2 separate regions of the Homo sapiens genome follow, and region 1 is linked to region 2. A link is a loop called in an ENCODE intact Hi-C map of the cell type or tissue named here. Cell type or tissue: PC-9. All regions are shown on one strand.

Evidence for each region. Peaks named below come from ENCODE experiments on the same cell type or tissue, not always from the same donor. Only the 100,000 strongest peaks of a DNase experiment are listed, where the experiment ranks them.
Region 1: it touches region 2 in a loop (2.5-fold over the local background); 2 of 110 quality-filtered maps call a loop at or near these places.

What each region holds. Positions count from the first base shown.
Region 1 is chr3:188,291,870-188,299,869 of GRCh38, reverse strand. All of the region lies in intron 2 of LPP (LIM domain containing preferred translocation partner in lipoma), which reads right to left. Among named protein-coding and RNA genes, the nearest start is that of FLJ42393, 120 kb to the right of the region's middle. In PC-9, no CTCF peak of the experiment used is centred here; DNase peaks (open chromatin) are centred at 2,699 and 4,679; H3K4me3 peaks cover 2,328 bases; H3K27ac peaks cover 4,297 bases.
Region 2 is chr3:188,675,366-188,683,365 of GRCh38, reverse strand. The region is part of intron 7 of LPP (LIM domain containing preferred translocation partner in lipoma); the gene reads right to left. Among named protein-coding and RNA genes, the nearest start is that of MIR28, 9.4 kb to the left of the region's middle. In PC-9, no CTCF peak of the experiment used is centred here; DNase peaks (open chromatin) are centred at 205 and 3,445; H3K27ac peaks cover 2,261 bases.

The DNA of each region.
Region 1 (8,000 bases), 380 kb after region 2:
AGCGGTGAAGCTCATAACTCGAAATGTGACACAGGCAGACCTGGCTCAAGGCTTCCTGGTGCCCTACTGTCTTCTTTACAATGTCCATCCATTTTTCTCAAGAAAGGAGTTTTGTCTTAGTTTGCTTTCTAAAAGGGTTCCAAAACTGTTTTACTTCCCTCTCATCCCAAGGTCCAACATCCTATTTTTTTAAAAACAAGAACCAAGAATCAAAAAACAGATAGCCCACCCCAGATGCCTCACCTCACAGTGGGACGGGGAGACTATTCAAGAACTTTAAAATTCACTGTTGCTATTTTCGCATATTCATACAGCCAATTATCCTAACGGGACTTGTCCAACCTATTAAGGGGATATCCAGGCACAATTTTAAAAAAAGACACAGTCTGACCTAGAAAGGGAATCAGAGACGAAGATTCAAAAGCTGCTTAAGACGACGTAATGCTGAGGGAGAATTATAGTCAGCATCGAAGAAGCAACACAGCTCAAATGTGCCTGGTCTTGGAATGACTCACCGGTATTGCTGTGACGCTTTCCTGTCCCATTGATCAGACAGGTTTTTCCATTAGAATTTACTGACGACGTGCTCCCCAGTAAGTTGGTAAGATCAATTCTGTAGTTTTAAAATAAGGAAGATATGACTGAAATGTTAGAACACAGTCTCCACGCAGCACACACAAAAAAGCCCAGGGAGAGTCCGAGGCTGTGTGAAGGAAAAGTGGCCTCCCTTCTAGCTCAGCCCATGAGCAAGTTCACCCGTCTGTCTGCTCTGGGTTTTTTGATAAAGAGTTAACTGATTCTGATACAATCTGCTGCCTTATTAAGATGTAAGACACATAAGTTAGAGAGAGAGTGTGTGTATATGGGAAAAGTCTGGGCCTGCTTAGGGCCTGGGGCAAGAGTAGAAGCTAGGTCTTCATAAAAAGGCTGAAGCCTATAGAATAAGATGGAGCCTCATGACTGGCCTCATGGGGCTAAGCTTCCCTCTGCTCATGCAAACTTCTAGAACAGAACCCATCCCACACTGGGCAGAATAAATACTCATGATGGGAATGGGCCTGGGGTAGAAAGAAACAGATGGTCAGGACGCTGAGCTTTTGTTCCTTTATAGGATTGTTCAGCTTCCTCTCCAGCTGAGACCACACCCTTTTTGTGACCTTCTCACTCTTTTCATGCCCTGAGTGTGTCTTTTTCATCCTCATACCGATGGATTAAATGTCTTTTCAGAAAGCTTTCACTTTATGCACTGCAGGCCATAAGTAAATTGATACCCGTAAAGTTTGAGAAGGGGTACTCATGAGAAGCGCCTCACGAGAAGTGTGTGCCCTAGTCCAGACCCAAACATTTAGGGAGATGAGCTGAATTCTGGTAAAACCTCCCTAAGTGAGTCTTATCCACAGACTTAGGTGAGAACAATTGCTGTGTGGAGCAATCACCAACAATGGTATTTAAGAGAAGCAAAGGTAAAATAAGCAATGGGGTAGCCAGGCTAGTGCCCCCAGGAGGATCAGTGGCCAGTAGCCTGTGCTCATGGTGGACAAAGGGAGGGGGCCCAGAGAGTGACCAGGATAACAGAACGGCATCCATTCTGGACAAGGAAACAGAAAGCTGTTCCCAAGAAAAGAGAAGTGTGATCTGTCGAGGATTTCCAGAGAAGAGGATCCTATTAGGATCGTATCAGGAGCTCATTGGGCTTGCTACCACAATTGGGAAATTTGGGCAGGATTTGGGTTTGGAGAGATAGGTTTGCAAAGGATGTTCATTTCAGGAAGGCTATCAACCAATCTATACAATATATTCAGTTTATTAACTTGGAAAAAAGATAACAGTAGGTAAAAGTAGATGAGCACATTCTCTGTAAATTACTTTAATTATTGTTGAAACAATGATAGGCTCTGAAGAAACTTCCCATTGGAGAAAATTTGTCATAGGCTCCCAATTCAAAGATACATAATCCATCATGGCTACTACATTTCTATGACATATGTCTTTTGCCAAAATGAAGTAGTGAGCTCAACTAAGTACCTCTACCTGATCCCTTTGAATGTCAAAACCAAGTCCAATTCAGTTGTCTCATCAGTCTCTAGAAACATATCCTTATTGTTTCACTTCAATATGAAATGCTCAATATGAAATTAAGGATTAAGCTGGGTAATGAAACCTAGCCCCAGTGTCCTTTGATAATGACTTTTGTATTAATAGTTTCTTCATATATAAAATGGAAGGGGAAAGAAAAGATTTTAGTTAATAACCAAGATAGCTGTTCAGCTTGAATCACTATATAAACTACTGACTCACATTTTAAAACCTGATAGGCAATCTTTTGTTTTCTTTAAGCAACATATAGTCTCTCATTTGTACCATCAATCTATTCAATTCCTGATTTCCAAGAATCTTTTCTGCTTTATTCACAATTCCAAAAATAGAATTTATCTACTTGATTAGAGCCTCCCATCTATTGTAGTATTACGGAATTTATGTCTTTACCCCTTGGAATTTTTTACCCTACGACATTCTCTAAAACAGTATCTTGGAGGGAAGGAGTCTGAAATTTACAAGCAATGTCCAAAATTTGGCACTGAGGGGTGGTTGTTATTTCCGAAGTGGGGGCTGATTCTTGCACTATGGACCTTGGCAGTGTTACACAAGATTTGTTGACTCAAGGCTGAGTTATCTAAGTGTGTCCTTCAATTGGTGTTGCATAAGTAGATTAACCAGACTGAATTATAGATCGAATGACATCATTCCCTGCTCAGGAAACTGCCCCTGGTTTTTCACTTCCATATTGTGGCCCTGTCCTACCATTCTAGCCTCCCACTTTTTTCCCCTAAAGGAACTATGTTGACATTTGGGAAGAGTGTGGGGCAAGAAGCCTGGCACTGCAGAACGTCTCCTTTCTCCACTGCTTCTTCTCTTTTCTTGTTTGCCTCCCTCCCACTCCCTTGTTCTCAGATGAGGAGGCAGAGAGTTACCCAATTATTGAGTTTGGAGAAGAAACTGGCCATGTGTAACCCAGTCACTTCCTTCCAGTCTTTGTGAGTTACCTGACTGTTAGAGGCAGATCCTCCCTGCTCTTCATGGTTGGGAGCTTTATGCACAGTGTGCCCTAAATGGGAGTTATTGAGTGCAGGAGCTATCTGAGAGGAAGAGGGTAAATTTCATTCATGGGTGCTGCATTAGCAAGCCCAATGAGCTAATGTTCCACAACCTGGACATTATTGCCATCTGCCTCTGTGTGACTCCATTATTTTCAACTGGTTTCAATATAGGTAGGAGAGAATGAGAGAGAGAACAGCAAGTGGAGCTGGGAAAGGACTTGGTGACTAAGGCAGAGGCTAAATTCAGTTTCAATCAGCCTCCTAAATTATCACCTACTGTAACCACACTAAATGTGCACTATCTGATACCTGGATACATCCCTGCCTCTGCTTTTGCTCACACTCTTCAGTCAGCCTAGAACTACCTTCCCAAACCCTTACCTCTTCCTACCCTAACCTCCAGCCTTCTCAGACGGGGCCAACCTCTGGGATTCCTCCATCCCCCGAATCCTCACTTATCTTTTTCAAGCATTTTTGTCTTTATCACTCTGGAGTTACACAGACATTTTTAAGTCAAATCTCTATAAGACTCCAAGCTCCTGAATTGTCAAGGGCCAAGTCTCATTTATCTCCAAATCCTCCTTCTCATCCTTCCCCCAGTGGACCAAGTTAAACATTTAGTGGGAACTTATTATGTGCCGGCATGAAACGAAGAGCATTATATTCACGATCTTGCTTAACCTTTCCTAGGAAATAGGTACAGTCATCAGTCTCTAGATGGAACAGGGTCTGTGCTCAAAGGAATTCATCATTCCAGGCACACCTTGCTGCCTCTGGTGTAGGGAAACTTAAAGACTTGAGGCAGACTGGCAGATGTGGTGAAAGTGAGGCTCAGGAAGGCTATGTGCATTTCAAAACTGACTGTTCTATCTTCACTGCCTTAACCTTCACCTACACTGCCCCTGGGTTTAAGAAAAAAATAATTCTCACTTAAAAACAAAATAAAGGCTGGGCACGGGGCTCATATCTATAATCCAAGCGCTTTGGGAGGCTGAGGCTCACTTCAGCTCAGGAGTTCAACACCAAGCTGGGCGACATAGCAAGACCCCATCTCTACAGAAATTTTGTAGGTGGGCACAGTGGTGCATGCCTGTTGTTCCAGGTTACTCGGGAGGCTGAGGCGGGAGGATTGCTTGAGCCCAAGAGGCTGAGGCTGCAGTGAGCTGTGATCACACCACTGCACTCCAGCCTGGGCTACAGAGTGAGACCCTGTCTCTAAAAAATAAAATAACAAAAAAACAAAAATGGGAAGATGAGGAAAATAAAAGTCCAAATGGTCACTGCTCAACGAAGGGCCTAATTGCTCAATGTGAACAAAACTCTTCATCCCCAATCTTTGCTCTGAAAACAGAGGTCTGGATGACTGTGGTTTTGTCACTAGATGAATAGCGAGCCCTGAGGATTGTTAGAATTACAAGGCCCAGACCAGATCCACTCAAATATAGCTGGAAGCTTTCTAGTAACTCTAACCGTGCATGGGGAATGAGCTGCTCAGAGAAGTGAGTCACTTACTGGAATCTGTGCTGCCTGCATTACTCAGCTGATATTAATACACCCACTTGTTCATTAAAGTTTAATTGGAGTTCATGTGAATTGGTTTCACCGGATACTTAATCAAAGAGAACTGTTTGTGTACGAACCGTTCAAATACAAAGCTAGCAACACAGCTCTCCTTCAGCCTCTACACACGTCCACCGGCTGCTCTTTTAATTCTGTTGACACAATAAGTGAGTCAGAGAAGGTGGGACAATGACCCTGATGGAGGATGGGAAAAGCTGTCTATACTCAAACACAAAACAAGAGTAAATGAAAAAATCCTTTGTGAGAAGCCAGCCACAGTTCTCTAAACCCATCAGCTACAGTCAGACACTGGCCAGGACTCGAACGGCACCTCCTAAGCGGGAGCTTGTTCCTTCTAGTTTCTTTCTGGGGCTCATTATCAAAGCTGCAGGTCTCCTCTATTCCCTGGGCACCTGTTTTCTAGCTGTACATCTTTATTTTTAAAATGGGTGGATAAGAAAATTAACTATCATTCAACATAATCACACATTTCTCTTGTGCTGACAAGCAAACCATGAACACAATCCCTAATGCCTATTTATACAATCAGGACTGTCAGTACCCTGTTATTTCTTATCAGATATCTCATTAATCAACATTTGAGAAAGTATAAATTTTTAAAGCTTCTGAGAAAAAAACGTGCATGAAGTTAGGTGGAAATATACTTGCTTCGGTTTGGTGGCTCTAGTTGTGTTACCACTTTTTCCTTAAGTGTGTTCACCATTGTTAAGCATGCATGACTTATTTACCAAAAACAAATCAATATGAGTTTAAAACTTGGCACTATGCACTATTTTGAATCCCTGAAGCAATCCTCAGAGAATAGATTAAAGGGAAATCCACTTTTTAAAACAGGTTTATTGAGATATAATTTACATACAATTCACCCATTTAAAGTTTACGGTTCTGTTTTTAGTATTTCACAGTGTTGTGCAATCATCACCACCATATAAAGAGCATTTTCAGCATCCCAAAAAGAAACTCACAGTTATTAGCAATCACTACCTATCCTCTACCCCAACCCTGCCGGCAACCACTACTTTCTATCGCTACAGACTCTATAGATTTGCCTATTGTGGGCTTTTCACATAAATGGAATCATATAATATGTGGTCTTTCATAACTGGCTTTTTTTTTTTTTTTTTTTTTTTTTTTGACAGAGTTTGGCTCTGTCACCCAGGCTGGAGGGCAGATCTCGGCTCACTGCAACCTCCACCTCCCGGGTTCAAGCCATTCTCCTGCCTCACCATCCTGAGTAGCTGGGATTACAGGCACACACTACTACGCCCAACTGATTTTTGTATTTTTAGTAGAGACGGGGGTTTCACCATGTTGTCCAGACTGGTCTCGAACTCCTGACCTCAAGTGATTCACCCACCTCGGTCTCCCAAAGTGCTGAGATTACAAGCATGAGCCATGGTGCCCGGCCTTGTAACTGGCTTCTTTCACTTTGCCATAATGTTTTCAAGGTTCATCCATGTTGTAGTCCATATCAGTACTTTATTCCTTTCACTGCTGAACAATATCCCATTTTATTTTATGCCACATTTTGCTTTTCCATTCAGCCAATCTACTTCTTAAAAATAAAATAACCTCCCATCTACCAAATAATAGCAAGTGTTTTGATAGATATTAATTCTCAGTTTGACATATATTTTGCTTATCCCTTCGATGATCCACTCATGACTGTCCAATTATCCATGTTTAAAAAGTGAGCTTTGCATTAGACAATTCTCAACAGTGGAATGAGGTGGCAGTACCTTATAACCTAAGCCATTCTACATGTAAAACTCATCAAGATGGTAAGTTTATTGTTTCAGTATACAAAGAGCTCTCGCTAACATGATATAGCTAGATTGTGGGCTCCCCACGTTAGGAGCCATAGTTACAGAGCCCCAGGCGGGCAGGCTTAGAATATACTAGAGGAACAACATCCAAAACCATCTCTCTCTCAAGAAAAACCACATTTTCTGCTTCTTAAGATATTAAACCCAACCACTTAGTAATAAATACCTATAATGTGCTGTGCGCCACCATTATAATTAATAAGATATGAGACCAGTCCTCCAGAGTTCAAAATCTAGCAGAAGAGACATATAGAATGAGTCAATGCCAGCTCAAATAAAATTAACGGTATGAGAGAAACTCAGAGAAGGGAATCTTCCATTTGTTATGTCTCACTTGTAATGCTGGTGATTTCATTTCTAACCTTGTTTGTAGAGTTGGAGCTAATTATTACACAGTAGAGACAGTACATAGACTTCCATGAGAATGTAGAATCTATACAAGTTGATCCTTACTGGGGGCATAAATCACACCAATAAAATTACCAGATGACGTAGACCTCAAAAGAAACCATCAAAAATGGAAAGTCAAGGGGTCAAGGAGGTCATCTGTCAAAAGAGAAACACTTTCTGCCTCCTTATAAAGCATGCTTTTCAAGACACTATCAGGAAGCTGGTAATTCACTGAGAATTGCCACCTAAGAAACCATGTAGTGTAAATAAAAGAAATAGATTTCCAAAACCTATGTCAGGTAAACCATACTCTAGTACATGATGCTAATAATACAGCACTAGGCTTATTGGGTACCATGTGTGTAAGAGATTCAAAGGCATTTTCCAAAGAGAATTCAATCCTTCCCACCTCCCAAGCAAGTATAGTGCAGACCCTTAAGTCATCAGGAAACTTAAGAGCATATTCCATCCCTCTTGCTCTATATTCTGACGACATGTCCAGTCTTCCAGATAAAGGCACTCTGCAATCAGAACTAGATGTTTGAGTCATGCTTCTGTTTTTTGGAGTGTAGAGGTATTGACCACCTTAGATCCAACTCATGAAACAGATTAAGTTTTCACACAGTCCAAAAATAATTGATATGCTTAATGAGAACTTATTTCACTTAAAATTTCTACCAGCATGAAACCCTCTGTAATATGCCCATCCAGTTTGTACATCAGTAGAAGTGCTCCTCTTTAAATTCATATAGCAAGTTTGCACATCCTGTTTCCTAATTACCTCATGCAAAAAAGGAATTGTACCTTCACTTCTCTTGTTCATTAAAGCAAGGTTCACGAAATGCTTTGACATTTGATTTTTGAAAAACACATGCTGGTTTAACCGAAGGTCCTAGAGACTCATTGCTGTTTAAACTTGGGGAGAAACAAGATGGTATCAAATCACAGTTAACTTTTTAACTGATCTGTTTAAAGAAAATTAAAATGGGCATTTTTAAGATATATTACAACTCTATATAATCTGACAGTACTTGGTAAGAATTACCTCCTTACAATCAAATCAGGGTGGTGGAGCAGAAAGCACCCTAGAGTCAAATGTTCTGGG
Region 2 (8,000 bases):
TAGGGTTCTCCAATGTGTCTCCTAAGTCATTTATGAGAAAGAAAAGGGGAAAAAATGAGTCCTGCTACCACTGAGACGCCCAGGTCCATGGCCCACAGTCTGACTCACGGTCAGAGAACTAAACTTGAGAATGTGTATAGACATCCCTTTACCTCATTATGCTTGGTCTAAGTGAATTTAAAAATAGGCCTTGGAGAGTTCCTGGACTACTCACAGCCATTGCCACAGAGTCGGTAACATAACATGTGACTTAAGATCACCTTTGTACAGTTTTGCACTGACTCATTCCTACCCAAATGGACTTTAGATGAAAAACTAATGCTAGCTTTCCCTCATGCTTTAATTTAGGATCCTATGCTACTGTATACCTTATTCTTCTTTGTGGTCATCCTGTTTTAAAATATAGGAAAAAAGAGAGGTGCTTGAGAACAGAAAGTGATGGCTGCCCCACCTCTATTTTGCTGCCAAGTATGATATACACATCCCTAGTTTCCTGTGTGCATTAGGGCCTGAAGAGTTGCCCTTCTCTGTCTCATGCATATGTGCCAAATCTGTCTCCAGTGACAGAGAGAAACTGCATGTGGTGCCTGGCTTCCGTTTCAGTAAAAAATATATTTATTTGGATTTCAAGATGATTATTGACATCCTTGGACATTCAGTACAACTTAGTAATTTGCATGGGTGTTTACTCCGCTTGCCAACATGAGCTACAATTAGGGTGAATATCAACTTTTTACAAAAACAGACTGGCCTAGTTCTACTCCTGAAATGCCTGCTCTCCAGCTTCCCTCAAACCCCATTCACTTGCCAAGGTAACCATAACAAATGCTGGTGCCTGTTGCTTGGCCTTAGCCTGACCAAGACACAGCCCTGATAGGCACCTGGGATAGTCAGGGCAGGGACAGCCTACAAAACGAATTCAGACTGGAAAAGTACAAGGTGAGAGCTGCACGGTGTAGATGTGTGTGCACTGACACATATGCTAATAAACGCAAGAGATGGAAAAGAAAGGCTCTTCCTCCTAAAAATCACACAATCTGTGTTACCATTGGATTGAAAAGTCAGTAATTTCTTGCATATGCATCATGAATTTAAAATTGGAAACAATTTTTCTTTGTGTGACATTTCTTGCTTTGCTATTAATATAGCAAATTCCCAGAAGACAAAAAGGAGAGAATAAGGAAATAGAAAAACCTGAATTCAAATCTTGCCATGGCCAAAAACTAGCTATGCAAACCTGAGCAGGTCTCAAGGCCTCAGTTTTGCCATCTGCAAAAAAACGAGGATACAGTATGAATACGGTATTCACTTCACGGGATTATGGTGAAGATCAAATAAGACAATATTGTCATTCATTCTTCTAACAAACATGAATTAGGTTCTTCCTCCTTGAAAGGTGCTGTTCAAGGTGCTGGGGATACAGCAGTGAACACAACAAACTCCCTGTACTCATAGAATTTGGATTTGTCAGTGTTGGGGCTGCTGTATGTGTGAGAGACAAACAATATGCACACACATTAAAAACATACATACTACACATCATGCAAACAATATCAGGATAGTGGTGAAAATAGATGTGAAAGAATTTTGTATATAGAAAAATGGCGTAAAAGTCAAAGTATTATTTAACATTATTACACAAGGGTCCCAGACATAAACTTTCTGCAATTACACGATTTCCTTCCTCCCTCCTTTTCCTTCTCCTTCCTTTTTTCCTCCCATAAGTATTAGTTAAGAGCATACTTTGAGAAGTGCATCATGGTGTAGTTTCTTAAGGGAATCTGATAAATTAGAAGCATATCCTGTCCGCAGGAAGCATACAGATGGCATAGAGTTAAGGCATTACAAATCTTTACCCTAGGTACAATGTGACAAAAGCTGCTTATCTTAGAGAAGGTAGATCAAATGCTATGAACATTTTGGAGGGAAAGGCTCTTCCTGAACCTTCTGGAGGTAACTCAAAGGGGACTGGAGATGTTGAGCCACTGTCCCAGGCAGAGTGAGCAAAGAACTGTGCATCCTAACAAAGACTTCTGGTACTCGGTAGCTCCTAGTGTACAAAAGGGAAATGCGGCCGGGTGCGGTGGCTCACGCCTGTAATCCCAACACTCTGGGAGGCCAAGGTGGGTGGATCACGAGGTCAAGAGATCGAGACCATCCTGGCCAACATGGTGAAACCCCATCCCTACTAAAAATACAAAAGTAGCTGGGCATGGTGGTGTGCACCTGTAGTCCCAGCTACTCGAGAGGCTGAGGCAGGAGAATCACTTGAACCCAGGAGGCGGTGATTGCAGTAAGCAGAGATCATGCCACTGCACTCCAGCCTGGTGACAGGGCGAGACTCTGTCTCACAAAAAAAAAAAAAAAAAAAGGAAATGCACCTGGGAAGATAGAGCTGGGGGTCTGTCAGCTGGAGCTGCATTCTCACTTATGCTCCCAGCTCCGTTTACTCTGTACCAGAAAGTCTTCATGAATGCAAGGATACTCAGTGCTCCAGCGCTGAGTATGAAAGATAAAACTTGCGTTTCATAATGAGACTTTCCCAGATTTCAAAGTTTGAGGTGACATTTACAGAAGCTCCTTTTTGCTAACAACAGCACAATGATCCTTTCAAAGATAATTTCTAAGTAAATGATAAGTAAAGTCATCTTCCTCTGTTGGGTGTGCAGCTCCAGTTACTTACTTCCTAAAGATAGGCTTTTAAGAAAGCTGAGACCTTTCCTGTAAACTTAATAAAATTATTATTTTCTCTTTTTGCTGTCTGAATGCATCACTGTTATTTTCTGCTACTGATTTGAGGGTAAGGTGGGGTAGTAAAAAAATGTTCTCCCACTATTGCAGGCATCTGAAATATGAAGTTAGAGAAGTAAGTTATGCTTTTTGGCTTTATTTCAAATACCCTTCTTATTATGAAGAGTGTGAACTGGAAATAAAGATGTCTTCTTTCATATGAAAGATTGTGAGCATTCTTGCTTGATAGTCCAAATAAATGGATGAAAGCTGCCAACAGTATGTGGCTTCAAATCAGCTTGTTCTTAAAGTCACAGAGAACTGAGACAATCTGAAGCGATCCAATTTAGAAACACTCCTCTAATTGTTACAATTTCAGAACAAAATCCCAGCAGAGGGTAAGTAAGAGCATATGAAGTCATAGTCCATATTTCCAGTTTTCATGAAGGTTGGAAAGGAAAGAAAAAGATGAAGAAAGAGAACGGAGAAGAAAAGAAGGGGGAGTAGCAGCTCTGGGTTTATAAAATAGCAATTTTTCAAAATAAAACAACATTTTTTCCTCTGATGAGTGCTCCTTTGGGCCACTAGTGAATGTTTGTTGACTCCTATTCACCAATGATTCTAATGACAATTTTGCTGTTTCTTCCTCATACCAGAGGAGATTAAAACCAATGAACTTTAGAAGGTAGTGGGAAAGACTGTGAAAGGCAGCACAGTGACAGCAGAGATGGCCGCTGACAGCCTGGGGGGATAGGAGGAAAAAATTACTGAGTTTCAGCAGAGCATAACAATAGATGGTCATGGTGATGACCCTGAGTCATCAAAAGGTTTCAAATGCTTAGAATAGCCCCATAAGAAAAAAGAAAAATATGCCATGCATTTTAATAAGGTTTTTATCCAAAATCTTAAAAATTGTTTATTATTAATTTTGTCTCTGATGGAGGAAAAGTCAGATGTAAAGTACAAAGTGACTAACCAGAGCATCCATGTAATGTATTCCTGAGCACAGGCAAATTTACCAGTTCCTCATAGTGGTCAAATATTTTCAACAGCAACTAAACATGCGCGCGCGCACACACACACACACACACACACACACACACACACACACACACAGAGTATTCAAAGTTTTGGCAAACTAAGACAGGACGACGAGAAAGACTAAAATGCTCATTTGCTTGGCTATGTTGTCCACAGGAGTGGCAAAAGGAATACCATAATTTTAATAATAAGTGAAAGGACAGAGTCATAAATTGAGTGGCTCCTATTATATTCTTGACAGTAAAACAAAAACAAATAAAAAAAAAACAAGTGAACTTTTCCATGAATGTTCACAATTTTCAACCACACCTGTGCTATTATCTGCATCTGTTCTAATCACTTCATGAGGAAGGCTTTCCAGTGATGTCCATTTTACAATTGTGGAATCCAAGGTGCCTATGCAGTTAGTAGTTGGTCCACAGTCACATGGCTTGTTGGGTGACTGGAGACCAGATCCACTGAGTTCCAATCCAAGTCCACATTCCTTCCTCTGCCCAGCACTGCTTCTTCCTTAGGCAGGGACTCCTCTCCCAATACCTCTGAAGATACCCCAGAGCACATGTTAACATTTCTATTATGGGTTGCCTATTAAATGCCAGCATCTTCCCATGTGTTCTCATTCAATCCACTCAACCAGTCTATAAAGCAGAGATTATTAACTGCCATTCTTCAAGTGAGGAGACAGTTCTTGGAAAGCTCAGGTTACCTACCTACATCTGCAGACTTATAATCTAACTTTACTCATTTGAGTCTGGCTTTCGTTTTGTGCATCTTTTCTATCTTCCCACAAGACTAGGATTTAACCTATTTAAATCTTATTTTTCCCTATAAGGGCAAGATCTAGGTCTTATTCATCTACATATCCCTCATCACATCCAACACAGCGAATGGGCCATTGAGGGTGCCCAAAAAATGTTCACAGCTGAATACATGTATGAATGTATGTATTACTTATGTATGTATGTAAGTATGCTGTATTCATTTAATGGAAAAAATATAAAGTTTGGAATCAGAAAGACTAGGATTTACTCTCCTTCCTGCCATTTGAGAACTGCGTGTCTTTAGGCAATTCCTAAAAACCTTCACAGATTTTCTGCTCACTAGAGTAAGGCAGAAATATACAACATATGCTGGTATCAGGAAATAGTCAATATTTGCCTGGCTAGGTTACAGTAGAATTGATTGCTCCATATTCTTTCTGGTGACCCATTCAGAAGTGTTTTAGGAATAGTTTAACAAAATGCTTAACCTATAGAAATAAATCTGAGCTGTATAAAGCTACATTAAATGTAATGTCCCGCAACAGAAGAAGACTTTGGTTTGTTATGCTAACATTTCAGCATCCTCATCTGCTCATTCATTCAGAATTGAGGAAAGCGTGTTGTAAGAGAGCAGCATGACGGAAACTGAGTCTTCAAAGAGGGGCTTTGCTGGCATTGGAACAGAAACTATAAAGCAATGTGTTAAGAGTTATAAGGAAAGTATGAATTGCTGCTTCTGGGAAATTTCCAAGATAGGTACTCATCTTCCAGTTGGCTGGGTGAATAAAGAAAAGCTACAGAATGTAGTTGAAGATTTGGCCGTTTCCACATAAGTCAGAAGCAAGACCACCCTGGGACCATGTTTGGGCTATTCCAGGGCTACAGTTTGATTTCAAGTATCAGCGTCCTCTGTCATTTCCAAATTGTCAAGCTACTGTCTTTGAGTAAACAATCCCAGGCAACCACCCAGACCTAGGGTAGGTGGGAGAAACAGCACTGATGTAAACACCTTAAACACATCCATCATTTAGATGACAATGGACAGTCCGGGCTCCTGTTGTACTTCCATAACATTTGTTAGGCTGAATTGTGATTTGGTAAGATAGATCCTAAATTTCAAAACTCCTCTTAATGTAAATTCAAACTTAATTTCACTGGCATGCAAATGACAGAGCAGCTCATGGAACGCTTCCCTCCCCCTCTCCCATTTCCCAGCAGAAGTTCTGTTATATCATCTCTAGGACAGCCACAGGAAGATTTAATAACAGCTTTTAAAGAAGCCCATTTCATGTAATTCAACTTGATTCAACAAGTATTTCTCTATCAGTTTCAATCTTATTCAACTTCCATATACAGTAGAGTAAGAGGGCATCTCTCCTGAAGAGATACCAGAAACTGAGGAGCAGATTTATGAATTTCACAAAGCCACAGATAAATCAAATATTAAATAAAAGACCCTTAATGATTTTGAGGATGGGGATAACAAGTCACATTCACTTAGTAACTATTATGTAGAAAACGAAAGGTGAAGAAAATGTTAGATTCTAAAAGTAACATAATTGTATTAGCTATCTATAAAACAATAAAGACTTGGCAGAGTAAAACAACATACATTTATTATCCCACAGTTTCTGTGGGTCACAAGTGCAGGTATGGTTTAGATGGGTCCTCTGCCTCAGGGTCTCATTGTCTACAAGCAAAGTTAGGCTGGGGTGGCAGTCTCAACTGAGGATTGACTGGGGAAGGATCTGCTTTCAAGTTTGCATGATTGTCGTCAACAGTCGGTTCCTTGCAGGCTGCTAAACTGATGGCTTCAGTTTCTTGTCAGCTACTAGGTGCCCTCACTCTTTACCACATGGACCTCTCCAGGTGGCAGCTGACAACATGGCAGCCTGTTTCTTTAAAGCCTACAAGGGTGAAAGTCCCCTCATAGAACAAATGTTACAGTCTTATATAACACAATCACACACAAGTCATCAAAGACTACATGTGACCTTTGCTGTTTCTATTGGCTAGAAATCATAGGTCCCTCCCACACTCATTGGGAGGCAATTACACAAAGGCATGAATACCACCACGTGGGAATAATTGAGGGCACCTTAGAGTCTGTCTAATGTCATTTTGTTCCCTCTGTATAAGGATCTATAAGGCCACATTGGTCTTTAATGCAGGAGAGGGGCCTTCATTTTCTGAACAAGAAAGACCTTTAGATGTTGATGGAGATTTTACCCTTTACCCTGGCACAATTTGTTTAAAACGTAATGCAGAATTTTACCTTTTTCAAGTACAAAGACATATAACAAAGAACGAAGAAAACTGTTGTTTGTTTTAATCTTTTCAAATATAATTTTTGCACAGGGTTAGAAAATACACGTTTTTTGGAGATGCATTAATCCCATTCTGGAGTTCAAATGTGTTCTCAACTTCAGTGCTAATGACCTGTCTTCTACCTATCTAAATTACCTAAGATGTGGCGACACGGAGTAGACTATTGAAAACACTTAATTGACAGCTTGTACCCGCTGGCTGCCCTTTATTTACATCTATGTAGCTTCACCTGAATACAATGTAGCTGTTTCAGTATTTTAGTGTATCTCCCCACTATGTGCAAGGCAGGATTTTGTCTAGATTATTCCATGAATACACAAATCTAATCTTCAAGAATTCGATTCCACCAGAATACGGTGGTGACTGCTACCTATTTTTTTTAAAAACGTTTTCACTTTTCTAATATTTTTCCCTTAAAAATCTTTTTATCTATTACAGACCAAAGCCAATTCTCATTTAGAGACTAGTAATCTTTCATTTCCAGTATAGTAATCTTTCACCCCTAGGATTCTTTCTCTTAAATCAAAAAGAGGATTCCAATCACCAAAACTTAAAACAGAATTCCAATGTAAGAGAGAGGATTGCAGCAGTCGGGGCAGTACAAGAAAACACTAAAAATTAGGAACTCTGAAGACATGATTCCTGGGTGCTTTCTATAACAAAGTCAGGCTTCAACATTTCTGAGGAAAAAGAACATACCTTTTCTGATACATATTAAAATGGTTAATATATGCCTATGTAATGCAAATGAGCAATCAGAGCTCACTAAGAACTTTAGAATTATTAAATGTTGGAGTTGAAATAGAACTTTTTATTCATCCAGTTCAATCCCTGTAATTCCAGAAGGACATTTGGGGCCTGAACGGTTACATGACTTGTCTAAGGCTATAAAGCCACTCGACAGTAGAAATAGAACTAGAACAATGATATACTGGCTTCTAAGCTTAGCACAGATTACTACCAACACCCCTTGATGTGTTGTCCTTCATATACAAACATACATCATCCAGAAGGCATATACTTGAAGCTATTTCTCTAATTTGCTAGGAGCTATTCACAGTCTTAGCCCCACCATTCTTTATTTACTTCTTTGCTTTGTGTGTATGCGTGGTTTGTTTGTTTGGTCTACTTGTTGAGCAG